Linked DNA regions of Mus musculus: region 2 is linked to region 1. A link is a loop called in an ENCODE intact Hi-C map of the cell type or tissue named here. Cell type or tissue: gastrocnemius. All regions are shown on one strand.

Evidence for each region. Hi-C counts contacts between places; a loop is a spot of excess contacts. Peaks named below come from ENCODE experiments on the same cell type or tissue, not always from the same donor. Only the 100,000 strongest peaks of a DNase experiment are listed, where the experiment ranks them.
Region 2: a loop joins it to region 1, with 13 times the contacts of the local background. A loop is called at or near these places in 17 of 42 quality-filtered maps.

What each region holds. Positions count from the first base shown.
Region 1 is chr1:170,132,465-170,140,464 of GRCm38, reverse strand. No RefSeq gene overlaps it. Among named protein-coding and RNA genes, the nearest start is that of Uap1, 38 kb to the left of the region's middle. In gastrocnemius, a CTCF peak has its summit at 3,902 (motif pointing right); a DNase peak (open chromatin) is centred at 3,901; H3K27ac peaks cover 426 bases.
Region 2 is chr1:169,935,563-169,943,562 of GRCm38, reverse strand. No RefSeq gene overlaps it. Among named protein-coding and RNA genes, the nearest start is that of Ccdc190, 11 kb to the right of the region's middle. In gastrocnemius, a CTCF peak has its summit at 4,002 (motif pointing right); a DNase peak (open chromatin) is centred at 4,006.

The sequences.
Region 1 (8,000 bases):
TCCACTGGAAGATGAACAAAAGGCGTGTCGATCCCCACCTCCATCCCCAGGTTTGGAGGCTTTTCATGATGGGAGATTTTATTTCTAGTTCTAGATTATCTTAGCATTTCCTCTTGATGACTGCCAAGTCTGATCTGGAGAAGAGGTGAGAGACACCGTGTATAATCTATGAGGAATATAATCTACAGCCATTTGGTTAGTTTTCCAGTCTGTTTTTCTACTGCCCGAGACGGGTGCTTTTGCAATTCAGTCTCTGGTGTCGCAAAACCACAATGTTTACCTCAAAGGTCCTAAGAGATCATTTATTCTGGAGTCAAATATGAGTGATTGTAGCCCGGGAACACAAAGTTAGGTTACCCCAAATTCCATGTTCCAATGTGGAAGTATTTTTGAAGTCTTTATTGTAAAACAAAAAAAAGTTGTAAATCAAAGTGCTTTTCAAATATACTGAAGTTTAAAATCAGAGAAATCTCAGTTATAAGCCTTATGCTGTCTGATAACTCTTAGCCTCTTGGCTGGAAGAGTAGAGTTTTGTTAGTTAATACATTCCAAAAGATTTTTTGTTTGTTTGTTTGTGTGTTTGTTTGTTTGTTTTTAAACTGTTAGTCACAGGATGTTAGTCCTGAAACAGGTGGACTAGAATGGCCATCAAGGGGGCTAAAAAGATAGCCCAGAATAAACTATAATTAGGCTCTGGACCTGCAACATCAACCCTTCCACACCACTGAAGTTCTAACTAGACAATCAGCTCTGCTGCACAGTTTCTTTCCAGGAATTCTTGTTCACTTCTCTGCAGCTCCAGGTTTTAGGAAATGCACATTGAGAAGTGATCCTTAAGGGAGTGAGGTCATAGCCAGCATTCTGGAGACATAAAAGGTACAACAGTTCTTTCCTTAATAGTTTTCATTGAAAAACATTCATAATAAAGATAATTTAATGCTAAGAAGGACGTTAAACAGGAGCAAACAGTGATCCCGTTGACTGGAGTTTGGCAGCAAGAGTGCTCGAGAACTCTATTGTGTTAGGGTTCTCCAGGGAAATGGCTCCTAAGGAGGTTGACAGGCAGATAGAGTTATATAGACATTTCTCTGGACAGATTGGCTCATAAGGTTGTAGAAGCTAAGTTCTGTGACCTCATGATTATAAGCTTGAAGTCTGAAAAAGTCAGTGGTATAATTCTAGTCCATTGTCAAGGTAGAGAACTAATAGTGTACATCCCAGCCATCCAGAAGATGCCAGGGTCATAAAACAAAGAAGATGGTTGTCCCAGCTCAAACAGCACATGCATACTTCTCCCACCTTTTTTGCCTCCACAGGCCCTCAGTAGTAGTTCCCACATGAATAAGGCTGATCTTTACAGTACACTGATTTAGGGTTTCATATGCTGATGTCTTCCATCCCCCTCCCCCTTCCTCCCCAAGCATCCTTAGAGACCCCCTGGGAAAGAATGGTATCCCAGCTCTCTGGTATTTTCTTAGCCTAAGGAAACTGACACAAAATTAACATCTCATCACTGTGGGAATATAGATGCTTAATAGACTGCCTTTAGATCACTAAGTTCTAACAAAATAAATGTATGCCACCCACTAAAATAGTCATGAACATAAAAAAGTTCATAACGCAGAAGTGAGTGGGAGGGGAGGCTAGTGCCTGTGCCAGCCTGCCCGAGTCTCCAGCATGTACTCTCACTACTAGGCTAAATTTATGTTGAGAACTTTTTCTTTATTAGATATTTTCTTTATTTACATTTCAAATGTTATCCTCTTTCCTAGTTTCCTCTCCAAAAATCCCCTATACTCTTCCCCCTCCCTCTGCTCCCCAACCAACCCACTCCTGCTTCCTGGCCCTGGCATTCCCCTATATTGGAGCATAGAACCTTTACAAGACCAAGGGCCTCTCCTCCCATTGATGACTGACTAGGCCATCCTCTGCTACATATACAGCTAGAGACAAGAGCTCTGGGGGATACTAATTCATATTGTTGTTCCACCTATAGAGTTGCAGACCCCATCAGCTCCTTGGCTTCTTTCTCTAGCTTCTCCATTGGGGGCCCTGTGTTCCATCCAATAGATGACTGTGAGCATCCACTTCTGTATTTGCCAGGCACTGGCAGAGCCTCTCAGGAGGCTTTTTCATTTGAGAAGAGAACTGCGGAGAAATCTTCACCTTGTAACAATGACGTTATTCCAAATAGGCAGTGATTAAGAACTGGCAGAAATGAATTCATAGTAGGAAAATAGAATAACAAAGTCCTATAGGAGGGATGGCAACCGAGCAAGGAGCACAGGCATTTGCCAGGGTTTTCAAATACTCTGAACTTGGGCAGTGGTCATGGAGCCATTTAAAGGAAAAAAAAAATCCTAAAACTGAACAGTTAAGATTTGTTATTTTTCGAAGTTCTGCCTCAAGAAGAACATTTTATACCTCATGCAGTTTTGTTTCAAGATATAATTCATTGGTCAAAGATGGGGCTTAAGTAACTTAAAATTTCATTACTAGGATATGGAAGAGTAGGGATTAAAATCCAAGTCTTCTGGCTCTACAGTCTTGTCACATGGTCCAATCCAAACAGCATTCTGAAAATGTTGAGCACAAGCTAAAGTGTTGGAGAGAGGAACAGACAGAAACAGTTGTGTTTTTACAAGGTTTAAGTTCTTTGTGCTGAAGAGGAAATGGAAAGGCTAAGAATCAATTGTTTTTTGTGACTGTCACCATCAATAGTTCAAGGAAGAGGCAAGTTGGCAAACTTTGGCCTCATAGCACAAGAAGAGAGAGGACCAGATGACTGAAGGCAGAGCCATACTTGGGCTACTGTGAAGTAATGAGGATCTTGACAAGGTTATGCAACATCAGCCGAAGACCAATCAATTGTTCCTGGGCCTGGGTGACATTTTCTTGTTATCTGGAAGGTAGGTGTGTGTGTATGTGAGTGTGCATGTGTGTATGTGTGTGCATATGTGTGTGAGTATGTATGTGTGAGTATGTGTGGCAGCAGGGCACTTCTGGGAATACTTAACATTTGAGAGAACAGGACTATATTTAGGCAAATCTAATTGTTTCAAGGGAAAGATTCCTACATTCTTTGAACATGTTTATCTGCTCATAAAAGACATCCTGAAGAGGCGAGCATTTGGCAGCCTGAATCTGGCACAAGTCAGAATGTCATAGTAGAAGAGGGCCTGAGAGCACAAGATCCCATCCAACCCTATTCATTGAGCAATTGGGAAATGCAATAGAAATCTTGATAACTCACATATAGGAGATGGAAAGTCAAACCCTAGAAGAGAAGACACTTGAGAACCCATTCTCACAGATAAGCATATTCAAGTGGAGATGCTCAGAGTACTATTACAATCAGCATTATTGGTCAAAAGCTATCGGGAGAGGGATCGTTACTTGACTGTTTAGTTCTTAAGTATGAACTTAGGTGACAACATCATGTCACAAAAAGATTGGACACATCTGTGGATAGGGACTCCCCCCACCTCCCATAGCCTTCTGAAATCCTCTACAATGTAGTTGCCATTGTCCTTTCCCTCAGGACTTAACCTAGCTCTAATATGCCAAGCTGTTAGGAGGCCTAGTATAAAGAAAACTCGAGGTTAGGATTTTGAGGGTATCAGACCCAGGATGGTGTGCACAACTGTAATTGCAGCCCCTGACAAATGGAGGCAGAAGGAGCTTAAATTCATAGTGAGTTTGGAGTGAGCCTGAAATACATGAAACGCTGCCATGAAGAGACATAAAATATGAGGGTAATAGTCGAAGCCCTGAAGCAGAATATTTTTGGCAGACTTGGTTCCTCACGTCTTCTGACTGTACTATAGACTACTTCCTGTGAGTCAGCTGTCCCCGAGGCCTCGTCTTGGCAGGCCACAGTTCTTTGTGGCTTTTGTGGAAGGGTTATGTCTGAGCAGCAGAGGGCAGTATGAACAAAGGCTGGGATGAAGTAGCAACTCAGCCTTGGTTCAGGAGCTCTGGCTTTGCAGCAATGAATGTCATTATGCATCCTCCCAGAGCTTCCTTCCTAGCCCAACCATCTTGCCCCTGACGCTACAGGTGTGTCTTTCTGTTATTCTTCCCACTTGCAGCAGACCAGAGTACTTAGTTTGAATGATTCATTTTACATATAAGTAACTGAGTTCCAAAAGAAGCCACTCCCTTAAGGATGTGCATCTAGGTAGTAACAGTTCAGACTACATGCTAGATCTGAGCTGGGGTCAGGATTTAGGCGCCAACTGCTTACTAAGATTAATTCAAGCCTAAGTGTGGTTTAAATGGCAGAGATGATAGGTGAAGATGAAGGACGAGACAGAGCTTATGACAGACAGAAATAGCAATAGCAAGGATTCTACAAATTGGTGAGGTTTCTTTTTCAATATATCTTTTCTATATTCCATTTCAACAAAAACCCTTTTCAAAAGAGGGTGCAGGGGGGTGGTGTAGCTCAGTGGTAGAGTGCCTGGACTGCATAGCCCTAGGTTTGAAGACCGACACCCCCCCCAAAAAAAAGAATTAGTAAATTCATTAAAAGTTAATTATAACTTATCATTTAATTGAATGGATCATTTTCTTGCATCTAGACAATTAAATCATGATATAAGAAATTCCAATTTTTTGCCTCAACCAAGTTCAACTTTTCCAAAGTCCGGTTCTCCAGAAATAACTGACCACTTTCCTGTGTGTCTTACACATCTTTCCAACCATCCTCCTCTTTGGAGCCCTGAGCCTCATCCCCGCAAGCTAGGATAGGTGGCATCCTGGTCCTAACCCTACCCAGGGAATTGTTCTCTGCTTAGCAGGGGTATTTCTCTGAGCCAGCTCTCGGGCTTAAAAGGCTTAATATATATGGACTTGTGGTGGATAGTCGCCATTGTCAATGTGATTGGATTTTGGAGTTACCTAGGAGACACACCTTGACCAAGAGAGGACATTTCCAGAGAAGTTTAAAAAAACAAAGACAAACAAACAAACAAACAAAACCATAAACAAAATATCCACCCTGAATCTGGGCAGCACCATACCACCTTTATTTACTTCCTCTGACTCCCTGTGGGTGGCCACTTGGTATGTTCCATTTCCAACTTTATGACCTTTTCATTCATATATATACATATGTATATATGTATGTGTGTGTATACATATACATATATATATATATATATATATACATACACATACATATACACATACATACACCATTGAGTATAATTATTATTGTCCATATGTACCCAGGTATGAGGCTATCCACTGGAGCAACTTACCAGCGGCCATATAAACAAAGGAAAACCACTCTCCCTCTGCCAGCAGCCAGCAGTAGCCAATGGCTTCTCAGCTAGGGGCGGGGGGCCTTGTTTTCCCCATCCCTGGTGGAGTTTTGACTGCCTTGAGCCTGTGCAGACAAACATAGCTAATGGAGTTCACGTGTGCAACTGCTACGTCATGTCCGGAAGACATCTCAAAGCACTCCTGTCCACTCTTACATCCCTTCCACCTTTTCTTCCGCAGTGTTCCCCGAGCCTTGGGCGCATAGGTGATATGGACGTCTCATTGAGAGCCAAGCACTAGCAGTCCTCTATTCTTAGCCCGTCGACTAGTTTTAAGTGTCTGCGTTTATGGCTGCCAGCTACCACAACAAAAATCAAAACCTTCTCTGACCAAGACTGAGAGTAGCCCAGGTCTGTGGGTATGAAAGCGAGTATTTAGGTCATGTAGTCTCCCCATATCTAGGGCATATTGTCTTCACAGCTATGAGTTTTTGACCAGGATACAGTACTGGGGATGAATCCTTTTTTCTTGTGGATCAGAAAGGGATTGGTGACTCTGTAACTGTCAAACTACAATTGCATCCGTGTACACATCTCACCTAAGCAGGCCGGTATTGTAGCCTGCACGGTCCTGTGCTGAGGAAGACCACGGATGTCTTTCTCCCTCTGCTGTCTGCCTAGCCCCTCCTGGCACTCGGAAAGCCAGCAGGGGAAAAGGTTTCCTGGTCAATCTCACTTTGACTCCTTTGTGTCCTGCAACCAAACTGTGTGGTTTCTTCAGTTACAGTGTCTAGATTTATGCCCTGCACCTCTTCAGATAGGTTCTGGGGATCGAATTCGAGTCTTCACACTTTGTACAAACACTTTACCAACCAAGTTTTCTCATCTATGGAATTTTAATTTTGGTTATTTATAGTACCGTTCATCTCTAAGATTTTGCTTAGTTCTTTAAAATTAGCAATTTCTTATTTATAAGACATCGTTCTCAGGCTTGCTCTTAACTATTTGCACTGAGTTTTTTTTTTATTTCTTAGAAAAGATTTATGATGTCTGCTTTAAAGCCTTTTACTAGTAAGCCTGCATTAGGGTTTCCCCAGGATCTATTTTTATCAACTACTTTTTTTCCCTCTTACATAGACTAATTTTCTTGGTCTTGTGTAAGTCATTTAAAAACTACTAGATAATTAAAATAGCACAGCATAGTGACTCTGAAAATCACATTTCTTTTTTCCTCATTGTTACTGACTTAATAGTCTTCATGTTTTGCATGGGTGAACACTAATGTTTCCGTTAGTTGTACTTAGTGGCCAGCTATAAGAGAAACTTTTTTAGATATTTTAAACCAAATGTTGTTTTTCTGCTTTCTGCTGACAGATTCTATGTGAGTGCCAGGGTACATTCTCAACACACTAGTCAGTTTCCTTCCTTCCTTCCTTCCTTCCTTCCTTCCTTCCTTCCTTCCTTCCTTCCTTCCTTCCTTCCTTCCTTCCTCCCTCCCTCCCTTCTTCTCTCTCTCTCTCTCTCTCTTTCTGTCTGTCTGTCTTTCTTTCTTTCTTTCTTTCTTTCTTTCTTTCTTTCTTTCTTTCTTTCTTTCTTTCTTTCTTTCTTTCTCTCTCTTTCAGATGTATTTATTTATTTAATTTATGTGAGTACACTGTAGCTGTCTTCAAACACACCAGAAGAGGGCTTCAGATCTTATTACAGATGGTTGTGAGCCATCATGTGGTTGCTGAGAATTGAACTCAGGACCTCAGGACCTCTGGAGGAACAGTCAGTGCTCTTAACCACTGAGCCATCTCTCCAGCCTCTAGTCAGCTTCTTTTTTTCTCAATTTTTGTTTGCCCAGTATCTTATTGTTAGCCAGAGTTGAGAAAATATACCTTTCTTAGCCACTTATAGGCATACTTATGGGCTTAGTTTGAGTCTTTTAGATCCCTAAGAATGTACTGGGGAACTTTGCAAAGTTCATGTAGGAAATCTAATTTTCTCTTTAAATCATCTTGGCCAGCTCCTTGCTTGCTTTGGTGTGCCATAGGCCACTGCCGTGTTACACCGTTGCCACTGCATACTTTTGATAAACAACCTAAAGATACTGTTTCCTACTGGGTGAAACCTGAGTCAGGTCAAATAAAAGACAACTCTAGAATATAGAGTTTCCAGACGGCTGGCAGATGGGGAAGAAAGATAGAGAGGATGGAAGGTGGTACCTTTTGAAAACCTTCCAAACCTTCTGCTGTCTCTAGAGGTGAATAGGTAGCTATTTTTCACAGATACCATTTTGAGGCTGCTAGTTTGAATCTTTTATTTTAGAGGTTTGGGAACTTGAGGTGTTATGCATACTAAGTAAATGGTGTACCTATTCTCAGACCGTGTGTGTGTGTGTGTGTGTGTGTGTGTGTGCATGCAGATGTATGTTGAGACCGGGGACTAGTCAGTTAGCTACTCTGGCTGGCCAGCAAGTGCCAGGATCCTCTAGATTATAGGAGCAGGTGCATGCTGCCATTCTCAACTTTTATATGGATGCTGGAGATTTGAATTCAGGTCCTCCTTCTTTCACGGCAAGCACTTTTCCAACTAAGCCATCTCTTCACCAATAGTCACCTCATCTTCCAACTTCTTTTTTGATACAGAGTCTCATTTAGCCCAGGCTGACCTCAAGCTTGCTATTTAGCCTTGAACTTCTGATCGTCCTGCCTCATCTTCTTGCAAGCTGAGATTATAATCATGTGTTTC
Region 2 (8,000 bases), 200 kb after region 1:
CTTTCTAGAAAAGCCCTGTAGACACACCGAAGTGTGCATCATTGTTACCTACATAGTCCCTCAACTAATCAAGTTGGCAGTGGAAACTAACCATCATGGCAGGAATGAGGTCCTTCAGGAAGGCATGTTGATAAAGGCCCAGATAGAGAGTGGAGCTAGGAAACTCCTGTAAAGGGCTTACCTTATCAGTAGTTGTTGGGGTTCATAGAAGCTGAATCTTAGATTTACACAGTGCAATGCCCCTTATGGGATGTCTCAGGATCGCTTGCCTTTCTCCTGAATTAAACTCATGGTGTGATTATAGCGCATGGCCCAGCAAGATCTGACCTATGGTCCATTACTTTGTATCTAATACTGACTTGCATGACCATGAGCCTTAGTTCATAATTTCTTCAATTAGGTTGGTTCTAAAAATAAGATGGAAACACAGCTTTCTCAGCTCTTCTGAGCATTCCCCAAGACAAGAAGTGAGTCCTGGATTGGTATTTATGGAATGCTGACCACAGTATCTGGTATATGGTAGTTACGGTTTTGTTCTTAGTGCTTATTAAAATAAATTAAAAATTAATAAATAATGAGTCTCCAAGAGCTCTGATATTGAATCCAAGGTGAATCACCTGATCCTCTCCAGAGGTGAAAACGTAAAGGAAAAGCACTTTACATGGTGCTCTACTGAGCAAGGTCACAAAGGCTATGGATTCTTTAATTTGGGACACTGGCTAAACATAAACCATCACTTACACCACCTTCCCTACTCTTCACTTGAATGGATACAGCTAAGATTAAAATAAATTAGTGCAAAATAACATATAATCATATGTATTATTATCTATAAGTATGTGCAAAATTATATGCAGTATCTACTATGGTTATATCTAATTATTAATTTTAAATTAAGACATAAAATAAGTGCTCTTAAATTATCAATAATTAAAATAAATCTTTAAAGATTAAAGCATTCCTTATATGAGCCAGAGAAATGGCTCTGCCAGTAAAGGCTCTTGCTATGCAAGCTTGAGGACCTGAGTTCGAGTCCCAGAGTTCACACAAAGGTGGAAGGAGAGCACAGACTCCACAAAGTAGTCTTGTGACCTCTCTCTACACATGTGGCATGGCACATGAGAATCCCTACATACACAAACATACACATGCATGTACACATGCATGCCACGTGAGCAGCCCACTCCCACATACTATAATAATAAATAATTGAAAGTTAAATCATTATAAAACAGAGGAAGCAACTCTTCATGGCTAGCAAGTCACTTCAGATCTAGTGGTACCTTCATTTTATCTATGCTTGAGGTAGGGGACTCATGTATACGAGGGTGGCCTTAAATTTACTATATAGTTGTGGATAGCTTTGAACTTCTTTTTTTAAAGATTTATATATTTAATATATATGAGTACACACTGTAGCTGCACAGATGGTTGTGAGTCTTCGTGTTGTTGTTGGGAACTGAATCTAGGACCTCTGCTCACTCTGGTCATCTCTGCTCACTCTAATAAATAAGTACACTGTAGCTGTCTTCAGAAACACCAGAAGAAGGCATCAGATCTTATTACAGGTGGTTGTGAGCACCATGTGGTTGCTGAGATTTGAACTCAGGACCTTTGGAAGAGCAGTCAGTGCTCTTACCCGCTGAGCCATCTCGCCAGCCCCCAGCTTTGAACTTCTGATCTTCTTGGCTCTACCACTTGAGTGTAGACTACAATGCTCCTCTGATGATTCTAATCACAGAGCTGTCCAGTGCTGAGATTCTTGTTACAAGTCATAATACCTAGATACCTGGAAGGAGAGGCGTGTGTGTGTGTGTGTGTGTGTGTGTGTTTGAGGCTTGTACACAAGGCCTTGCATATCACTAGATAACTTCAGTAGGGTCAATGGAGTTTTGTTTCTTTGGGTTTTTTTTTTTTTTTGGTTTTTGTTTTTTTTACCAGTAACACAATTACCACGGTGTAATAAATAAAATGTAGCCCCTCTAGATGTATTAAAGCTGATAAGAAGAAAAATTGGGGGTGACAGAGATTGTTTCCTGGAAGAATGATTTAAGGAAACACAGCATGAATGAGGTGTAAATCCAGGCGTGGCATGTTCTTGATATCGGGACCAGGATTTTATCTCCTTCATGTATCCTGAGCCCCAATCTCTGTGTGATCACAGCATCTACTGGACTCCCAGGAATTAATTGTATTCATTTATTCTTGATTTCATGCTGGAAAGAGAGAGAATGAACACAGGCAACCTCGTTCCCAGTGCCCTTTCTACATTAAGATGGCTTCTTATTTCTACGCCCACTGAGCAGGTTCAGGGAGTTGAACCTCTTTTACTGTCCAGAGATTTTGCTGCTTCAAGTTTCCCAGAGTGAGGAGATGTTCATGAGTCCCCAGTCCCAGAAAATGGACCTGTGTGCCATCTTAGAGCCTACTGACTTCATCCTTTCAGACCGAAACAGTCACCTGGCAATTAAGATGGTTATTTTAATTGCATTTAACTATAATGTAATAATCACAATTATTATTATTTATACAATTATTATGTAGAGATTTATTATTAATTTACTCTTAACCATTGTTGTAATCTGCACTTCTCTTTATCTGTACCACCCTCTCTACATTCAGGCTCTTAACTTTTCTCATTTGCCTGTGCCTACAGCTTTACCCTGCTTCCAACCCTGGCCTTGGCTTCCAGGGCTCCTTGGCATCATATGTAGCCAGGTTCGTTCATTTTCTTTTTTTTGTACCAACTTATTTTTAGTAGCATCTTTCTCATTCCCAGAAGCCTTCCAGCTTGGATCACAAGGCCACCTTACTAGGAATCCTTTTGTTAGCTGACCTCCACCAGTTTCTCAGCTTTGTCTCCTGCTGGCTGCTTTCTGTGTTTTCTTCTCAGCCTGGAGCAAGTTGACCTCACCAGGACAGAAAGTCATATTCGGGTAAAGAAGAAAAAAGCTACTCTCTCTGCTCCCCCCAACCCCCCTGGAATTGGATTACTTTTCTCAGAAACATTCAGTGGATGTCACCTATCCAACTGGAAAGGAAACCAAGCCACACATGCCTTTTGGAGCGAATTACAGAACGATCGTTGATCACTTGCAGTAGAAAAGATGTTGGAGAATGGTTTGAAAACAGTGACTCCTGACTCAGTGCCTGAGTTGAATTTCTTCTGGGATCTATTTATGTCACTAGCTATCAAGATTCTCACACCAGAAACTGCCTCTTTCTTTCTTTTCTGTGTGGAAGGGAACAAGGTGGTGTCAGTGTGGAACATGGACCTCGGAGATGATCAGAAATAGACTGGACCCCAGTTATATTTGCTGTTTACTCAGAATATACCCAGGATTCTCTAGTTCAAATCTCTCCCTTCAGATTTCCCAGCTGTCAAACGAAGTGAAGATGACCCTTGACACCAGTTGGATGATTGGTTCATTTCCTGACTGCAACATTTCTGTCTCTCTTATGCTAAGATTTTTAAGTAGGGTTATTGCTGCATTTGCATGAGTATATATACATACGTGTAGGAGGTGTTCATGGGAATACCCACAGGATAGCAAAGGGAAATAGCCACTAAGAAAAATGTCCTTCCTGTCATTATCTTCCAAAATGTATGGAATCTTTGTTGACTATTTGATTCTTATGATATAAAAAGCTTTTATTCCAGGATAGTGTTTTTAAAATGTGCTTAGCAGGTCACCATAGTTCCTGGAGATTATGTATGGACAAAGTTCCCATGCCATATCCATTAGGGTACTTCAGCTTCTTTTATTTTCTTTCTGGATGCTCATCCTGATATTAACATGCTAAAGACTTAAGAGAAGTCTCATCTAGAGAAATTGATTCCAATTATCTAACCCAGGTTTCCCCAGACTTATTTCAACTCTATGTCTTTCCCTAATCGCACTTAGTAAGATTTCTTAGAAAACCCTTTGAGAAATTATGTTAGCATAATAGCTAACTTCTTGACTCTCAAGGTAATTTTTCCTGAATGGGCCATCTTTACCACTAGGGGGCAGCATTGACACGCATACTGTGAACAAATTTCCATTCTAAACCAAAATTCACTGACTAAAAATTCACCCCAAATAATCACTTTCATAGCCTACTTCTTTTAAAAAGCCATCTCACATCTTTGAACTGGGGTTGAACTGGCTGATCTCTGTATCCCCTTCCAACTCTGGGACCCTTGGTAAACCCCCAGGAGAATAATGAGATGTGCCTTCTGTCCCTGAGTATAACTGTGTTATACTTATCTGCGTGATATTCAGGATTAAACAGCAGGGCAAGGATGAGTTGTGAGCTTGCACACCTAGGCATCTGATCGCTGATATAGGGGCACATTTTCCTGTGGGTGAACTCTCTTCAACCCCAGCAGAGTTATTTCCAGGTAAATGGAAAATAGGTATCCATCTGTATAGTGAAAGAGTGTCTACTGAGAATCAGTCCTGTGATGAAGAGATAGTCACCTTTTGCTGTGAATATAATTATAGAACAGTCTTGACCTTATGCTATGCTGTACAGCAGGGTTTTTGTTCACATTTGAACACAACACCATTAGGTAATGCTTCTGCTCTGGATGGACACAAGCTACTGGGGGCAGCCAGCTCAGACCTGCAGGTTGTGTGCACGCTGGAGGCTCAGTTTGCTAGGGATGGGGACAGCAGTGAGATAGCCTATCCTGAATCCTTAGAGATCCCCAGAGAAGCTGCCAGGTGGGGCTCTGCCCAGTTCTCTTTCTGTGCCTTTGTCTCTAGTCCAAAATGAATCTGACCATTTTCCCTTTACATTTAGGGCTTGTCTTACACCGAGTTTGTTATTTTGAAGATGAGCTTGGATAAAAACATGGGCAAAATCTCTATCAAATTTTCTGGAACTTAAAAAAATGTCTAGTTGCCAAATGTAACAAATGGGACACACCTTTAACTCAAGGACTGAGCAGGACTGAGCAGGACTGAGAGTTTGAGACCGGCCTCCATTGTATAGCAAGAGTAACCAAACCCAAACTGTTAGGATCAGCATTCACCATCATGTCCCCAAACAATCTCCTCCCACTAGCCTGCGGAGAGGCACAACATTGCTGCTGTGGACTTCTATAGTGAGCCACTGTGCAGCCATGAGGGCCTTCTCTATACTTTTATTCCTAAAGAAAGTGATGAATGCGTACGTGTGTGTGTGTATGTGTGTGTGTGTGCACGTGTGTGCATGATGTGTTCATATGCCCTTAGAAAAATGAATATAAGAAAACCATGCAGATGTGAGAACTCTTATATCTAGCCTGTAAAACTCCATATATATATAATTTTAGTTGTTTTATGTGTGTGGGTATTTTGCCTGCATGCATGCCTGTGCCCCATGTGTGTGCAGTGCATAGAGGCCCGAGGAGAGAGTTGGATCCCCTGGAACTGGAATTACAGAGAGTACTTAGCTGCCATGTAGGTGTTAGGAAGAGAGACCAGGTCCTCTGGTGGCCAGTACTCTTAACTGCTGTGCCTTCTCTGCAGCCCCTACATATATATTTCTAACCCTTTTCTGCATCTTTAAGTCCAGCCCATAGCTTCCATGGCTGTTGTTTGGCTGCCATCACAGCCTCCCCATTTCAGGAGACCACTGGGCTGGCTGGCTATGGGCTTTTGGAGCCTGCTGGGGTAGCTGAATGTGGTGGGGCGATGCAGAAGGCTTGGGTCCCTGGGTTCATTCTGCTTCTGGGACTTACTGCCTCTGAGATTCTGAACACATAGTCTGGCCTTTCTGAGGCAAAGGTGAAAACTCTCTTTTCATGAGTGAGAGGAGACGGAGGTCTCCCTCCAATCCTTGGCTCCTTAACCACTTATGCATCACCAGCCTCATGTTGAGCTAAATTCAAAACCAGCAGATCCATCAGCAGACTCACTGGACATTCTGATCATTAGCGTCCTATTTTCTGGAGTTCAGGAGAAAGTTGAATAGGACATGGTTGCTGATGAGCAGGAATACACTTGCTTGCTGTCTGCTTCTCTCCCCCGGCCTTGAGGCATGTCCATTTGGCCAACTTCCGTAACACCCTTTGTCTCCTCTCACTCCAACACAGGGAGAGTCCTCAGCAAAAATACACAGAAAGGTTCTCATTGCCACTTGGGCAATGAACTATCCTTACACGTAGCTTACATACATTGTCATTTATCACAGGCTAAATGTTTGAATTGAGAGTTTCTCTCTTTAGTGATCATGACAGTGATGGCGTCAGGGTGGGTCAAACTCATATGTGTTACTTAGAGTCTGACGAGACTTCCCTGTGGCTCACTTCCATGGAACAATTTTTATACAATTAAGCTCAAACCATTCAAAATAGCATGACTGATGATATTGAAGTTAATTTATACTGTAATTGATGGCCATTATTAGGGAATGTAACAGCGACCTGTTCACAGTAGTGGTGGGGAAGTGGAGACATCTGGGGGGTGTTTCACGTTATGCCTGATCAGGTGAAACCTTTCTTCCTAGCAATCGCAAGTGATCCATATTCTAGCCATAAGTGAGATGAAGATTCTGTACTAAATATGTCTTTTTACAAAAAATTTCATCAAGGGGCTTTCTTGGGACAGGGCCTCACATGGACCAGGCTGGCCTCAGCCTTGATCTGCTGATAAGTCTTGCGGTCTTGATAATGACTGCGGCTCAGCGTGCGCCTCTCTGCCTCAGGAACTGAACTGTCTCAGCTTGGTGAGGGGGAACCAGAATGGTTCCCATTTTCTCCCATGATTTCCAGTTTCCTTTACAATTGCCCTGGTACTCCTTACTTTTTGCTGTAAATGCTTTTATTTTGTACAGATTCTCTCATTGGGTGTCACCTGTGTGCAGACTTGCCTCATGCAGGAGGATGTGAAAGCCAGAAGTTAATGCCCAGTGCTATTTCTGGCAGACCAGACGACCAGTTAGCCCTGGGATCCGTTTCTGTGCCCTGCATCCCGTTCCCCACAGAGCTAGGATTACAGGTATGTTTGGTTACACCAAGCTTTTATGTAGATGACAGATCTGCCCTCAGGTCTCTGTGCTTGGACAGCAAGCTCCTTACTGAGTCATCGATGCCACCTCATGTTGTTCTTGATCCACTTTAAAATTTCCTTGCAGAACTGATGGAGTTTCTGTGTTACAGCTTAGGGCCGGTCGAGAGGGGCTCAGTCGCCACCTCTGTGAGTGTCCAAACGCCTCTACCTCCAGGCAAAGAGTAGATGCCCTCCACACAGAAGACATTAGGGTAATACAGTGAAGGAGAAAGCTCCCTTTCCACCAGGGAGTGGAGATTTGTGAGCAGATCTCTCCCCAGTCCTTGGGCATTTTGCAAAGGTGGTTCTCTGTTCTAGGAGCCCCTGCCTTCATGACTAGTGTAAACAACTTGTGAACCATTGACCTTTGCCCCTGACCTGCCTTCCCCATTAAAGGACACACTAAAAGAAAAAAAATGCTATTTCTACTATAAACTATTGCCTTGCCATTGAAGGCCAAAGGCTGGGCTAAAAAACTGATTTTTCCAAGAGGTAGCACAGTAGATAGAGGGAGTGTGACAGAGGGCAGTGTGCAGACCTGACTCAGAGGACATTTTCTGCCTGGCTCTGTTTATCTAATGAAGACTGAAAGAAAAACCATTTGCAGAGTTCTGAGGACAACTGGGATGCTGTGTGGGAAGCTCTGGACAGCAGGAGATGCTGGAAAATGGGAGCTATTATGAGTTATGGATTTAAACACCAGGCATCGCAAATGGGAATTAAATAGTGTTATTAAACTAAACACAATTAATTCATACTTTGTCATTAAATTTGAATTAATTTAACCCCTAGGAGCTTTAGTATTAGACGATGGGGTCCTTTATCATTTTCGATATAAATAGTTTCTAGTTCTTCAAGATGTCCTCAAGGTAGACTGCAACAAATATGTCTGCTTAACTGTAAGAGCCTACAATGCCAGCTTCTCAGGAGGGTGAGGCAGGAGGATTGCTGAACCTGGGAGTTCAGGGCCAACCTGGGACA